Regions from separate parts of the Homo sapiens genome. Here region 1 is linked to region 2. The links are chromatin loops, found by intact Hi-C in ENCODE. Cell type or tissue: GM12878. All regions are shown on one strand. Links, peaks and the distances in the headings refer to the core of each region. The heading gives the core; the rest is flanking DNA.

Region 1 (8,333 bases), core at 10-8,009, 91 kb after region 2:
CTCCTGCCCCTAAGAGGGCCCCTTACAGCGGGTCATTGAGAGACTGCCCAGGGACACACAGGAGGGGGCACGCTGAGTGAGAAGACGCCAAGGGGACTATGGGCCACGCTCTCTGGGCCTGGGAGGCTGGGGCTGGTGGGGACAGAGTGCTGCGTGAGGTCGAGGTTGGCAGCCCCCTGGGAGCAGCGCGGGAAGAGGGGGTGGGGGCTTCGCTCGTGGACCTGCGAGCTTGGGCAAGGTTTGACACTTTTCCGTGGAGGAGCTTCCCTCCCGGCTCCTGCAGAGATAAATACAGGAAAGGCCTGCCTCCCTTCCTCTGGTGCAGATCCCTCGCCTGGTCTTCTCTGCTGCTTTACAGCCCCTCCCGACAGCAGCTTTTGTCAGAGGGGAAGCCCGGGCCCTGCAGGTGGGGCCGGCTCCGCGCTCCAGTGGCTGCCTCGCCCGAGCCCCTGCGGCCTCCGCTGACGCCCAACCTCGAACACGCCCCGCCAGAGCCTGTGCCCTGTGCCGTGGGCTTGGCCTCAGCCTCCACGGTGGAGAGGAGCCTTGGGGACCCTGCCCCAGGGCACCGTTCCCAGGCGGAAGGGACAGGTCCTGGTCCCGCCACCCGTTGCTGGAGCGGGGGCAAGAGGGAAAATCTTTGGAGTCATACCAGTGATCTCGGGGGCACGGAGGCTCTGTTCCCTCATCAGAAAATGAAGATCACAGCTGTTTCACAGATTTTGTTTTCATGAGAATTCAATAGAATAAGGGTGTGAAGCTGGTAGACCTGGAACAGCCCCCTTCCCGCCAGGGCCCTGCCTGAGGGCACGTCAGTGACTGCACAGTGCATTTACAGGGCCTCTAGGGCCAGAAGAGAGGGGAAGCCTTCCCTGCCCCTGCCCTGCCCTCAGTCACTGGGGAACAAAATACCCTCTCAGACAGCAATTCCTCCTTTTTGAAAGGGATTATGAGACAAGATGGGAACATTAGACATTGACTTCTTTTTGTCGGGGGAACACCACATTTTCTGGGGGAGGATACACTGGGGATATTGGATTCTCTGTCTTGATTCTCTGCTGCAGGAGAGAAGGAACCTGCCAGTGTAAGCCACTAAACTGCAGGACTCTGAGCAGGGCACTGAACTTCCTGAAGCCTTTTTTGTTTGTTTGTTTGTTTATACATGTGAGGTAATGAGAATTGAAAAATAAGAATGTACCATATGGCAAAGTGCAATGTTTAGCACTTTGTGAATTACTGTGATGTAGACAGGCACAAAATGTGGCAGCTCTCCAGTGTAACAGGAGAATTCTGCTCCCCCCCCAACCCCCCCACCCCACCCCCACCCCCCGCTGGTGGAGGGGAAGGTGAAGGGCCATGAGAACTGGACACAGGAATTAAGTGTGACTTCAGGCCTTCTGGGATGTTTCTACATATAGTGGAAATCAAAATATACTGTAAAAGGGATTACTGCAAAGTAAATAAGGTCCAGGCTGGAGGAAGCAGAAGTTGCATTTTTAATAGTAGATATTGGTTTCTTTTTACTTATAAAATAATACTTGCACCTGGAAAACAAAAGTCAGTTTATAAGAACATAAAAAGAAGTTTCCCTTTTGCCCCTGACCATTTTCCATTTGCCCAAATAATCACCAAGAGTAGTTGTTTTTAGATATTCTGATCTTCATTATAACTTCAACTAATAAACTTCTTTAGGATTTATGAATTTTTGACAATATCTTTGGGCCTTCAGACATAAAAAATAAGAAAATTAGAGTGCTTACACTATCTCCTTCTTACTCTCTTCTACTCCTGATTTGTAATTATATTTTTATTTTATCCTTCTAAATGTTGCCTTTTCAACTCTGTTCATTATATTTTACATACCTTTCAATAATTTCCTTCATGACCTTAAATAGTATATTCACTTTTTTATGTATCAAATTAAGATGGCATTCACAACTATGAAAGACAAGAATAGAGGTTGAGTATCCCTAATCCAAAATGAAAATCTGAAATGCTCCAAAATCTGAAACTTTTTGAGCCCTGAGATAATATTCACATGAAAAGCTCATTGGGCTGTGTCAGATTTCAGATTCTCAGATTAGGGATGCTCAACCAGTAAGCATGGTGCAAATATCCCCAAATCTAAAACAATCAAAAATCCAAAACATTTCTCGTTCCAAGCATTTTGTTTTGTTTAATTTTCTTTGTTTTTAATTTTTGGGTGTACATAGTAGGTATATATACTTATGGGGTACACGAGATGTTTTGATACAGGAATGCAATGTGAAATAATCACATCATGGAGAATGGGGTACCCATCCCCTCAAGCATTTATCCTTTGTGTTACAAACCCAAGCGTTTTGGATAAAGGACATTCAATCTGTACTGATGTAGTTATTCTTCCTCCCTTGCTCCTCCCCATCTTTTGTTTTCTATATTATTATTTTTATATCATCATGGTTTAAAATATTTGTATTAGCTAACTAAAAGTGTCTTACTTGCTTTGTTTATAGGTCAACTCTAAAAACTAGAAAGCAAATATATAGCATTGACAATATTGTGATTTCAAAGATAATATTCACAGTAGAATTGAAATTCTATGTGGTTGATCCAGAAAGAAGAAAGATACTTCTGTGCCATTAAAACTAAAATTAAATTATATAAACATATAATTTAATAACTTATGTTATTATACAAAGGTAATTAATACTCAAAATGCACCACTCTATTACATTTTGCTGTTACCTAAATAGGCGAGGCACGCCTGTAGTTCTGAGTGGTGGAAACCCTCTATCCTGGTGGCTACTGCATGTTCCTTCCCAACTCTGCATGTAGGGATGTCATGTTGGTAGCTTCCAATTGTCCACAGAGGGAGAATTTACACCATGGAAATTGGAAAACCCTACAAACAAGGGCTTGGTTTATTGTTTTGTTCGTTAGACTTCAGAAAAGGGAGGTTAATAATGTAGATTAAACTTAAATTGTGCTATGTCTATAGCCCTTGCATTGTGAATAGTGCAAAGATTGAGATAATATTTTTCCCATATTTGAAAACTATTATCCAAGTAAACAAAGTCACTCACACCCGTTGACAAATGAGTGAAGTTCCAATATAAGCTAGTGCTGAATCTGAAAGTGGCTGCAGGATAATCAATATAGTTTGTATGGGAAGGAGACATCACTTAGCAGCAGATTACACATCAGATTTCATGACTATAAATGTATTAGATAAAGTGCTGTGGATTGGAATGCAACTCCATTTGTCAAATAATGGTTAAATTGAGACCATAGATTGGCTAGGGATACCAATGTTTGGCAAAAATCAGTGAAAGCATTCTGTTAGAATCAATCAACTATAAGGAATTTACAACATAGAGTATTGCCTGTTTTATTATTATTATTTGTAAAGTGTTCATTACACATCCTTTATAGCAGTAAAATTTATAACAATCATAAATATGTATATATATATATATATTTATATTCTTTTTTTTAGGGGTGGGTTAAGCATTTACCAGCACACCACTATATCAGAGGTTTGTCTGATCTTACCACTACCTCACATAAGAGAGTAGGAGGAAATGAAGAGGAATGCTTCTTCCTCCCTGGCTCTGGGGCCAATAGGGTCCCAGGGGTTTTCAGACTCATTGGTAACATAAGAAGGACTCATCACCAGAGAAGCAGGGTGAGAAGCAGCTGGTAGGGCAGGTTATTTCCAGAGCCTCTGCATCTATAAATAGGGGTTGTAGGACCCTCCCTGCCTGCCCTCATGAGCAGTTGCGACATTTGGGATGACATCAGGCCCAGGGAAGGCAAAACAGTGGCAATATTTGCTTCTTAAGGAGGAGTCCCCATCCCCACCACCAAATACCAAGAAGACGTGTGGCTCAAATGACCCATGCCACCCACCCGCAGCAGGGCCTACCAAAAGCTAGCCCAATTCTGAGGTATGGGGAAGGGCAGGGAGGTGAAGCCACTTCTGCTTTTTGCCCTCGTCTGCTGAAGGACCAGCCCAGGGGGCACATTTGAATTCTCAAACCTTAGCCGCAGATTCACTTCAAGTTTTGAGAAGAAATTCACGGGCAGTTTCATTATAACTGGCTGGGTCCTCTGCAGAAGTGCCTCTCTGTGCTTCCGGAGAAACTGTGAAATGTGGGGATAATTGCTGTAAATATTGATGGGCGTAACTTTGTCACCCACCAAGATCAATTGCCTTTTGCTTCCAGAAATTTCTTGTGAAAAACCCCAAAATTAAAATATTTGTTATTTACCCTTCTGTGAATTTATCCTAAGAAAATGATCCAACATTGAGAAGGCTTCTTATACATTTGCTTCAAACCTTTTTTTTTTTTTTTTTTTGAGGCGGAGTCTTGCTCTGTCGCCCAGGCTGGAGTGCAGGGCGCGATCTCGGCTTACTGCAAGCTCTGCCTCCAGGGTTCATGCCATTCTCCTGCCTCAGCCTCCCAAGTAGCTGGGACTACAGGTACCCACCTCCCCGCCTGGTTAATTTTTTGTATTTTTAGTAGAGACGGGGTTTCACGGTGTTAGCCAGGACGGTCTTGATCTCCTGACCTGGCCATCTGCCCGCCTCGGTCTCCCAAAGTGCTGGGATTACATGAGTGAGCCACCACACCCGGCCTTCAAACCATTTTTTAAATGATAGAAGAATATGGGCCCATAAATAAACACAAAAGTAACTCCTCATGTGGAAAAGTGCTCTCTGCATATTGGAAATAATCTGAAGTGTTCAATCTTAGACTTTAAAGTAACATGGTATACAGTGAGTAATATGCTGTTTCAGACATCATTTTTAATACCGTAAGGATATGCTTAATTTATAATGTTAAGTTAGAAAGCAGGTGAGCAGTCTGGCTGCAGGCACCGGCTCTGGGGTTGAAGTGCCTGGGTGGGAGTCCTGCCTCTGTGCCTTACTGGCTGCCTGACCTTCAGTTCTGTAAGCCTCGGCTTCCTCATCTATCCAATGGGTACTACAGCAGTAGCCTTCTTTCTGAGTGGTTTCAAGGGAAGCAGTGGAATGGCTCCCAGCACCCAGCACATAGTGAGTCTTCAACATTATTTATAACCAGCTTTGTCACTGCATCCATGGCAAATCAATCCACTGACAAAACGCTGGAGAGAAATGCTACAAACTGCCCAGTCTTAGTATCTGAAGCAGTTAAAATAATACAGGGAAGAGATCTTACTGTGTGGAAATCTCATGAAATGAACAGCATACTCACTGCTAAAGGAGACTTGTGGCTGTCAGCTAACCATTTACTTAAATATCAGGCTCTATTACTTGAAGGGCCAGTGCTGCAACTGCGCACTTGTGCAACTCTTAATCCAGCCACATATGTCCCAGACAATGAAGAAAAGATAGAACATAACTGTCAACAAGTAATCGCTCAAACCTATGCCACTTGAGGGGACCTTTTAGAGGTTCCCTTGACTGATCCCAACCTCAACTTGTATACTGGTGGAAGTCCCTTTGTAGAAAAAGGACTTTGAAAAGCAGGGGTTGCAGTGGTCAGTAATAAAGGAATACTTGAAAGTAATCCCCTCACTCCAGGAACTAGTGCTCAGCTGGCAGAACTAATAACCCTCACTCGGGCACTAGAATTAGGAGAAGGGAAAAGGGTAAATATATATACAGACTCTAAGTCTGCTTACCTAGTCCTCCATGCCCATGCAGCAATATGGAGAGAAAGGGAATTCCTAATTTCCGAGGGAACACCTATAGAACATCAGGAAGCCATTAGGAGATTACTATTGGCTATACAGAAACCTAAAGAGGTGGCAGTCTTACACTGTTGGGGTCACCAGAAAGGAAAGGAAAGGGAAATAGAAAGGAACCGCCAAGCGGATCTTAAAGTCAAAAGAGCCGCAAGGCAGGACCCTCCATTAGAAATGCTTATGGAAGGGCCCCTAGTACAGGGTAATCCCCTCCGGGAAACCAAGCCCCAGTATTCAGCAGGAAAAATAGAATAAGGAACCTCACAAGGACATACTTTCCTCCCCTCCAGATGGCTAGCCACTGAAGAAGGAAAAATACTTTTGCCTGGAGCTAACCAATAAAATTACTTAAAAGCCTTCACCAAACCTTCCACTTAGGCATCGATAGCACCCATCAGATGGCCAAATTATTATTTACTGAACCAGGCCTTTTCAAAACTATCAAGCAGATAGTCAGGGCCTGTGAAGTGTGCCAAAGAAGTAATCCCCTGCACTGCAGGCCATACATTTCAATCCCTGTATCTTTAACCGCCTTGTTAAGTTTGTGTCTTCCAGAATTAAAACTGTAAAACTACAAATCGTTCTTCAAATGGAACCCCAGATGCAGTCCATGTCTAAGATCTCCCGCGGACCCCTAGACTGGCCTGCTAGCCCATGCTCTGGTGTTAATGACATCGAAGTCACTCCTCCTGAGGAAATCTCAACTGCACAACCCCTACTATGCCCCAGTTCAGCAGGAAGCAGTTAGAGTGGTCATCAGCCAACCTCACCAACAGCACTTGGGTTTTCCTGTTGAGAGAGGGGACTGAGAGACAGGACTAGCTGGATTTCCTAGGCCGATTAAGAATCCCTAAACCTAGCTGGGAAGGTGACCGCATCCACCTTTAAACACGGGGCTTGCAACTTAGCTCACACCCAACCAATCAGAGAGCTCACTAAAATGCTAATTAGGCAAAAACAGGAGGTAAAGAAATAGCCAATCATCTATTGCCTGAGAGCACAGTGGGAGGGACAAGGATTGCAATATAAACCCAGGCATTCGAGCCAGCAACGGCAACCGCCTTTGGGTCCCTTCCCTTTGTATGGGAGCTCTGTTTTCACTCTATTTCACTCTATTAAATCTTGCAACTGAAAAAAAAAAAAAAACTGCCCCCAGTAGTTGTTGCTGGGTGGTGGCACTGGGGGAGATTTCAGTCCTTGATCCTGCCTTTGTGGGATAGGATTCTCCCTCCCTCCTAGTCCTCTACAGTCCCCTACACTTTTCCTATTGCTCATCCATTCTGCAAATTGCTCTGTTATAATTTCCTCCTTGCCATTTTGATTAGTGAGCTCTTGAGTCAGGGAATTTTTCTTGTTTATCTCCATAGCCATAGCCCCTAGTACAGACCTAAGAAATAGTAGGTGCTCAATCAAACATTTAACAGTCAAGTTTTCCCAAGCTTTATTGAGGAGTGTTTCAGATATCTGCTGCTACATAACAAAATATGGTGGTTTGAAATAACAACTACTTATTATTTCTCACAATTCTGTGGGACAGGAAGCAGGCAGGGCTTGGCTGGGGGGTTCTTCTGCTCCACACAGCATGGACTGAGAGCCACCTGGCTGCATTCACTAGGGGGCTGGGAGCTCGAATATCCAAGGGAAGCTTTATTCACAAGACTGGTGCCTCAGTGCTCTTCCTTTGCAGACTCTCTTTCCCTCCATGCCCTCTCATCATTCGTTAGACAGTGCAAATCTTATAAAATATGACAGCTTGGCTTCCAGAGAGAAAGACAGTGAAGCTTCCAGGCTTCTTAGGGTCTACATGCAGAACTACTGTAGCATCATTTCCACCTCTTGGCAGGAGGAAGGGCATGAGCACACTGACAGGGAAGGGATTTGGAGGGCCATCTCTAAAGAAACTAATGCTTGATAAATTTTTTAAAAAACAAGAAGAAAGCATTTTCCAAAAGTAACACTAGGATAAGCTGGTCTGGAAGCAGCATTGGTTGAAGTCTTTGCCCTTGCATTTCAGAGTGGCACGGAGTCCAAGGCATAACTGCAGTAGCAGATCCCTGGCCCAGGAGCAGCAAACCCAGAAGTCTCCCTGCAGCGAGGTTGTGCTCTACTTCACAGGGAGAGACCACAGAGCTGGGCTCCCAGTGGACCCACAGAGAATCCTGTGCAGCTCATTTCCCCAAAAGCTTCTGAGCCCCAGCATCTGTGTGCTATTCCTGAGTGGAAAGACCAAGGTGAGCAAGGCAGCCTCCATATGCTCTGACAGCTCAGCCTGCTGGAGGGTAAGGTGTAAACCTGGTGACACATGGCCATGGAGTCAGCAGTGACTTCATACCCACATAAGAACTAAGATGCTACCTGTCCAGGAAACCAAGGAGGGCCCTATCTTGGACTCTACACTTTGAGGGCCCATGAGAACCCAAACAGCACACATCTATTCATGGATGTATGGAATGGGCACCTCTGTTCCTCGAGAGGTGTGCCCAGTGCTGCCCTGCATGACCCATGGCCCTGACCCTGCACACCTGCTCACTGGACTGGCATTGTCCAGCACCTCATCTCTTGCCCTATGTATGTCCTCAAAAGAAAATGTGATTGGATCCAAATGTTATGGATTTGGC
Region 2 (8,333 bases), core at 220-8,219:
GCTGTGAAGATTGGAGAAATAGCATTCCTGGCACAGAGGTGATGTCTAATGTGTAATAGTCTCCATGTTGTCCCAGGTAGGTCCTGGCTTAAATACCAAGCCAGAGAATGTAAGATCCCAGACTCCAAGTAATTCACGGGCTACAAGATGGGATTTAGGGGTCAAATGTTTTTACCCATTTGTTAGATGAGTAAGGTAATGACAGCTGCTGATCTTTGAAGATATTTCCCCATAGGCATCTCTCACCTACACACACCTGTCACCCCTCACAGAAGAGGAGGCTTTTGTCCCCTCCCACTAAGTCTAAGCCGAGCCCCTGACTAACTTTGACCAAAGCTGGCTTTTCCTGGGCCTAAGTCCTTGGCAGGCCTGGCAGCTTCTGCTTTTGTGCCTGTGGGGGCCCGGAGCCACTGTGTGCCCTGCTAAAGAGCCTGCCTGGAGGGACACAGGCAGAGGCCAGATGGAGAGGGCTATGTAGAGGAGACCCCAGGATCCCACTGACAGCTTCAACCAAGGCCCCAGGTATGCCACTCAGCTAAGCCAGCTTAGGAACCCTTTGCCAGGGAGCCAGCCTTGCTGAGGTGCCACAGCTAAAGAGGTCATCCTGGGAGGTTCAACCCCACCAGCACCATGTGGAGCAGACAGGCCATGCCTGTTGTGCCCTTCTGAATCCCTGACCCACAGAACCATGAGAAATGACACGGATGTTTTTAACTTCCTATCCCAGTTTATACCAGCCTACCCCTTTCCCAAATCTCACTGTTATGTGTATCTCTGCCATTGGCTTCACAGCACTTTCCCATCACTCTCCAGCAGGGGAACAGGAGCAGGAACAAGAAGTCCATTCCCCAAAGAAGGGACATGGAGACATGAAACTGGGTCAGGCCTTTTCTTAACTCCTGCGCCAAACACTACAGATTTCCTTTCCTGGAAACAGTTGCTGTCCCAGAGCTTCTGCTCCGCCACTCCACTTTTCTCACTGATCTCAGAGGACTTGCAATATTTTTATGAGGCCACTGTCATTTTTAGGCTGTGACTAATAATGCCAACTAGTAGCAATTTCTTCCCCAAACATGTTGCCTCCGTCTGAACTCCTGGACAAAGCAAAGCTGGACTCCTCATTGCTTCCTGGGAGTGCCAGGTCCCTCTATTCATCCTCTGGAAGCCACTTCTATGTATAGGGAAGACCAGGAGTCCTGCCCCAAGGTAAGGCCACATTCAATACCAGGTTCACAACTGGGCATCCTTGAGAGTCATGTGCATTGTCTGAACTCACATTTCTCCATTGGTTAAAATACTGGCATTGATGCCCTCGACAAAACTGCAAGAGGAATAAATAAGCCAAGAAAGGGCCAAGCATCAGCCTGGGACAGAGTAGCTGCTCAAGCCAATGAATCCTCTTTCCTTGGCTGCTGATAAACCTAAACTGGTGCATTTCCCAGGCCTTCCTCAACTCTGCCCAGCTCTTTCTTGGAACTTCTAAGGTATTTGTTCTTTATCTTGAGACTGCTGACTCCAACTTCGTCTTGTTCTGTTACTCCATGCCCTCACCCATACCAGTTTTCCTTCCCACAATGAGGCTGTTAGTTCTGCCGGGACAGACACTTGAGAGTCGCCTTGGCTCTTTGTCTCTCCATTACCTGTAGCCTCCTCTTCCTGAAAGCCTGTGATTCTGCCTCTGGACAGGTCTCTTAATTCCTTTCTTCACACCTTCTCACAGACACCACCCTAATCCAGCTATCACCACACATCACATGGACCGCAGGCAGAGACTCCTAACTCTTGCCCCTTGCCTCTTCCTCTCAACCCTCATTCCCTGTCCATTCTCCACCAAGCAGCCAATGTAATGTTTTTCACGCAAAATCTGATCATGTCACCCTCCACTCACGTGAGAGAGGCTTCTTGTTATCATTTACATTGGCAAGGCTCCCAGAAGCCTGCATGCCCCATTATCCCCATCATCGCCTGACCAGGGAGCCCTTGCTCCTGGCCCTTCCAATTTGCTCCTCCCCTAGCCACCAACAGCAGGCCCCTTCCCACCCAGTTCACACTAGCTACTCACCCTTCAGGTCTCTGCTTACATGTCACCATCTAGAGACGGCTTCCCTGACCTCCAACCCTTTATCTAAATTAGATTTAATGAGATCTGTTCCTGCCTCCATTCTCATTCTTCTACCTCAGCACCCTGATTTTTCCCTGTAATATCACTCGTCACAATTCATAATTTCATATTCACTTGTGAGCTCATTTATTTAGTCTGTCTGCACTGTCACTACCTCCTCATCCCCATCATAGAGGCGGGCTCTGTGGACAGTGTCTATGCTCATCTTGCTAGCTGTGCATGAGCTGCACAGAGCACAGGGCCAGGATCTCAGCCAGCATCCAGGAGAGAGATGAACATGCCAGGGAGCAAAGGACTTCCCACCAACGCCAGGTGCTGAGCTTAACACCTGGGACTTGCCTTACTATGGTTCAATTATTTTCAGTTGTTTTTTTGTTTGGCTGTTGTTCTTAGAAGGTAGCTTTGTTAACAGAAGTGATCTGTTTTGGATGGCCTTGCAAGGGTGGGCACAACTCAGTCAAGTGTCCAGGACACCCTGGTACTTTCCCACTATAGGTGTTTCCCATGGGGAGCTCTGCTAACGCAGGGCACTGAAGACACGGACAAAAGGAAAAAAGCTGTCTTGGGTCAGAAGGCATTTGAGAGATCAGTCATGTGAAGATGACAAAACACACATATTCAACACCAGGTACCTGTGGGTGATCTTCATGGTACAACCGAGGCAGCAGCCTCACCATGATGCACACGACCCCGGGATGCATGATTGCAGCATCTCCCTCATCCATCCTGCAGAGAGAGGGAGAGCCAGACATGAGACACGGACCTTCCAGTTTCTTTCTATTTTCACTGAGCTTCCTGGATCTTTCTTTCTAAGACAGATCATGGTACACATCCTGTCTTATTACCTAGATGACATTGAACTACTCCATCGAGCCTAATTTCCTCCAACTCTAAAAGGCATTGACAGTACCACACTTTCCCCCTACAGTCATAGAAGAATGCTTTTGTGCTCCAAGGCACAGTGCCTGACCCATAGTTGATGCTCAGTGAAGTTAGTTCCCTGGTTTTCTTCCCTTCCCTCCAGATACGTTGGAGATTGAGAAGCTCTGGTTTCATATTGAACACACACACACACTCACTCACACACACACACACACAGGCTTCTGGGTCCCTTCAAAATGGTGTAAGCACACTCAGCTCTGTCCCACCCCCTGAATACCGAATGCAACTAAAACACTTAGAACTCATGGAGCAGCTCTTGGAGGACTCTGGAAAGTAAATGGTAGCCGAGAAGGAAACCAAACTCAAGCACTATGAACTGGCAGTGAGCTTTCTGGGCTTCCCCTCTGCAGCATCCCCTGGTGTGAACTCACAGGTAGCCTAAAACTCGCAACTGTGCACAAGGTGTAGACATGATGGAAAGAGCTCCAAGAGAAGTCCTCTGTTTCTGGTCTGAGGAGCAGGAAAGGAGGTTTTACAGGTCACAGAGCATGGAGGAAATCCCCTGGGATTTTCTTTGTTTGGTTTCCCCATTCTTTCCCAACCCATCTTTCAGGCAATTCCCTCAGCATCAGCAACAGCAGCAGCAGCCAGGCAGACTCTAAAACTCTCAGTGAAGAGAAACTTTCTCTCTGACCAGAGGACCTGTAGTCCCAAGAGTGTAGGTAAAATTCCCATTGCTCTTTTCTCCTTTTCTCCCCTCACTGCATGGCCCCAGAGACAGATACCAGTGACACAGGGAAGAACAGAGAAACAAAAGCGCCAATTCTAGACAGAGCAGGAAGGGACCCCTTGGGAGCCAGCAAGTGTTAAGGAAAGGATGAAGAAGAGGAAGCTGAGGAAAATGTAACCACAAAGTTGTATATTAACCTCTGGGCTGAGTTCTGACTGTGTATGTGCATCTGACCCTAACTAGGAGGTAAACCACCACACACAACCAGTTACTGCATGAAGCAAGTGAGCGCACATCAAATCTCCCTGCAGTCTTTGAAAACTGAACTGATACTGGAACCAGAGAGTCCAGGGAAGATGGGCAGAAACTTGCAACCTGAACCTAAGTGGGCTAGTTCCCTACCTTAAGATATATATATATATATTCATTAACATTCTCTATAAGATGACAACAAAGACCAGAGTTCATAAGATAAGATTCAAAATGTCCAGAATACAACCTGAAATTGCTCAACATAGAATGAACCAGGGAAGTCTCAACATCTCATGTGGAAAAAGACAACCAACAAATGCCAATGCTGAGATGTCACAGATGTTGGAACTATCAGACGAAACCCTTAAAGCAGTTATTAACCCAATTCCAAGAAGTAAGAGTGAACATTTTTCAAATAAATGAAAAACAGAAAGTTTCAGTAAATAAATAGAAGCAATAAAAAAGAATCAAGTAAACACAACAACTGAAATTTGTTTAAACTCACTAAATGAGAACAATAGGAGAATGAGATGAGAGGAGAGTCCATGAACACGAAGATGGAGCAATACAAGTTGCCTAATCTGAACAACAAAAAGGAAAAAGATTACTAAAAATAAAGACAGACTCAAGGTCATGTGTAACAAAGGATCTAACATTTCTGTCATTAGAATCCTCCAAGGAGACGAGAAAGAGTATGGTATGAAAGAAAAAACGTTTGAGAAGTTTTTAGTACTTCTTTCTTCAAAGCTGGTGAAATACATAACCTTAAAGATTCAAGAAGCTTAGCAAAACCCAAATAAAATAAACAAAAAAAATTATGCCCAGACACAGCACAATCAAACTGCTGAACACTAAAGAAAATTTTAAAAATCTTGAAAGCAGCCAGAGAAAAACAACACATTACATTTAAGGGAACGACAATTTGAATAACCTTGGATTTTCTCATAAGAAAGCAGAAGTCATGGAAACAACATTTTTAAAGTGCTACAAAAATACACACAGAATTCCATATCCACATGCTTCCAGAATGAAGGCAAAATAAATGTGTTCCCAGATGAAGGAAGACAGATTCTTGCCATCAGACTTGTTCTAAGAATAATACTTTTAAAATTTCTTCAGATGGTAGGAAAATAATAACAAAATAATGAAAGGAAACTTCAGGGATGAAGAAAGAGCAACAGAAATGGTAAATATTTGGGTAAATATAATACACTATTATTGTTCTCTTCTTAAGTTCTTAAATTTAGGTATGATGGTTGAAAGTGACATTGTATTAGATGTAATACATAAGACAACCACAACAAAAATAGGGAAGGATAGAGGGAACGGCGTAGAGGTAAGCTTTCTATAATCCATTTGAAATAGTAAAATGTCAATTCTAAGTAGACTGTTAAAAGTTAATTAAGTATACTGCAGTCCCTATTGAAAGCACTAAAAAAAAAGGAGAGACAAAAAAGGAGAGTCAAAAAATTCAGTAGATAAACTCAAATTGAATACTAAAATATATTCAAATTGTCCACAAAAAGGCAGGCAAACAGAAGTAGAGGAACAAAAAAAGAGTAAAAAAAAAGAGAAAACAAACAATAAAATCCTGAACCTAAATTCAAACACATCAATAATTCAAACACATTAAAAACTGATAGACACTATTGTCAGAATGGAAAGAAATAAAAACAAAGCTATATGCCATCATTAAATATTGTGATATAGATAGGTTAAAAGTAACAGGATAGAAAAATTTATACCATCCTAACAGTAATCAAAAGAAAGCTGGTGTAATTCTACTCATATCAGGGAAAACAGACTTTAGAGCAAGGAAAATGACTCATAATAAACAGATTATATGATATGATGATTAAAAGAGACATAACAATTCAAAACGTGTTTGCACTTTACAACAGAGCATCACAATTCAGAAAGAAAAACTCATAGATCTGAAAGGACAAATGGCCAAATCCACAATTATAGTTAGAGAGTTCAACACTCCTCTCAGTAATTGTTCCTTCAAAGTCATAAACTACCTTCAAACGGTTTTCTTCGAAGCCACAAACTACCAAACTCAACAAGAAGAAATAAGTTGCCTAAATCATTTATAGCTATTACAAAAACCGAATATGTAGCTAAAAACCTGCCCACAAAGAAACCTTGAGGCTCAGTGTTTTCACCAGCAAATTCTACCATACATTTAAAAGAGAAATAACACCAGTTCTACACAGCTTCTTTCAAAAACACAAGAGAAGGGAACACTTCCCAATTCATTTTATAAAGCCAGAATTACCCTGATATTGAAAACAGAAAAACACAGTATAAAAAAACTACATTTCAGTATACCTAATGAACATAGGTGCAAAAATCCTCAACAATCAGCAAATAATACCTAGCTACATATAAAATAACGAGGGTACTATGGCCAATTGGACTACCCGTAAATGCAAGGCAAGTTTAATATTCAAAAATCAGTCAACATGATCCATATTAATAAAATCACATGATAATATCATTTAATGCATAAAAAGCATTTGAAAGATTAAAAATCTGCTCATGATAAAAAGAAATTCTCAGTAAATTCAAAGGAATTGTTTATAACCTAACAATGGGCATCTACAAATTCCCATAGCTGATGTTATATTCAATGGCAAAGACTGAAGACTTTCTCCCTAAGATTAAGAACAAGCAAGGATCTCTCCATTGCTATTGGATGTAATACTGGAACATATGGATTGGAAAGGAAGACCAAAAACTGGCACTAGTCACAGACGATGAGATTGTCTTCATAGAAAATCCCAAGGAATCCATAAAAAAAAAAACTTCTAGAACTAATAATTAAATTTAGCAGTCTCAGAATAATAGTCGACATACAAAAGTTAACCATATTCCTAAATACTAGAATTGAAAAATTAGAAACCAAAAAATTTTAAATACCCTTTGGAAGTGTGTTCAACAAAAGACTCTGGTATAAATCTAAGAAAACATGTGCAGGCCCTACACTGAATATGACAGACTTTGATGAAAGAATCAAAGACCTAAATAAACAGAAAAGCACACTATGTTTATGGGTTGGAAGATTTACTATAGTTAAATTGTCAATTCTCTCCAAATTGATCTATAGATCTAATGCAATTCCAATAAAAATCCCAGCAGGAATTTTTGTAGATATAGGCAAGCTGATCATTAACATTTATATGGTATCAGAAAGGAACACTTCCCAATTCATTTTACAAAGTCAGAATTACCCTGATATTGAAAACAGAAAAACACAGTATAAAAAAACTGCATGTCAGTATCCCTAATGAACATAGGTGCAAAAATCCTCAACAATCAGCAAACAATACCTACCTATATATAAAATAACGAGGTTCCATCAGGACAGCCAAAGGTAAAGGAACTGAAATCACCAAAGCAAATTTGAGAAGGAAGAATATCTTTGGAGAGCTTGCATTTGATATCTTACAAAGCCACAGTAATCAAGACAATATTGGTGAAAAGCTAGACACATAAGTCAATGAAATCAAATAGTGTCCAAAGACATATATAAATATGGCTAAGCAGTTTTTACAAAGTTATAAAGACAATTCAATGGAAAAAAAGATAATATTTTCAACTAATGGCATTGGAAGAATTGGACATTCATAAGCAAAAACAAACAAACAAAAAATGAATCTCAATCTAAACTTCACACATGGTACAAAAAGTAGCTCAAAACAGATTACAGACCTGTAAAACTTTTAGAAGAAAACATAGGAGAAAATCTTCATGGCCGTCAGGCAAAGAGATCTTAGATATGACATAAAAGTGCAATACATAAAAGTAAAAACAAATGATGATTTGGACTTCATCAAAATTTAAAACCTTCAATCTGTGGAAGACCCTATTTAAAGATGAATAGATAAGCTATAGGCTGGGAGGAAACATTTGCATCCCTACAATGGAAAACTACTCAGCAACAGAAATGTATGAACTACTGATACACACAAAATGAGTGAATCTGAAAGGCCTTATGCTGAGCGAAAGAAGCCAGGCTCAAAAGATTACACATGTATGCTTCCATGTATATGGTATTCTGGAAAGACAAAACTATAAGGAAAGATCCACGGTTGCGAGGATAGGGTGGAGAAAAGGTTTTACTATGTGGGGCAATATCTGGGAGCTATTTGAGGTGATGAGACTGTTCTGTTTCTTGATTGTGGTGGTAGTCGTGTGACTCTACACATGAATTAAAACCCATAGAACTGTAGGCCAAAAAAAGAGACTTTTACTTCATGTGAATTGAAATAATAATAATAAACTACAGGCTAATCCCAAATTACCAACACCCAGTTTTCCAACACCCTGCCCATGTTGCTGCTG

Evidence for each region. Peaks named below come from ENCODE experiments on the same cell type or tissue, not always from the same donor. Only the 100,000 strongest peaks of a DNase experiment are listed, where the experiment ranks them.
Region 1: a loop joins it to region 2, with 5 times the contacts of the local background. A loop is called at or near these places in 3 of 110 quality-filtered maps.

What each region holds. Positions count from the first base shown.
Region 1 is chr10:48,663,809-48,672,141 of GRCh38, reverse strand. No RefSeq gene overlaps it. Among named protein-coding and RNA genes, the nearest start is that of WDFY4, 17 kb to the left of the region's middle. RefSeq lists an enhancer at 3,573-3,692 and a silencer at 3,893-3,942. In GM12878, for the core only: no CTCF peak of the experiment used is centred there; DNase peaks (open chromatin) are centred at 428, 756 and 3,881; H3K4me3 peaks cover 1,764 bases; H3K27ac peaks cover 4,684 bases.
Region 2 is chr10:48,754,862-48,763,194 of GRCh38, reverse strand. It overlaps WDFY4 (WDFY family member 4), which reads right to left. Exons shown (of 62, transcript NM_001394531.1): 13 at 2,755-2,848. Among named protein-coding and RNA genes, the nearest start is that of WDFY4, 74 kb to the right of the region's middle. In GM12878, for the core only: no CTCF peak of the experiment used is centred there; a DNase peak (open chromatin) is centred at 3,884; H3K27ac peaks cover 3,043 bases.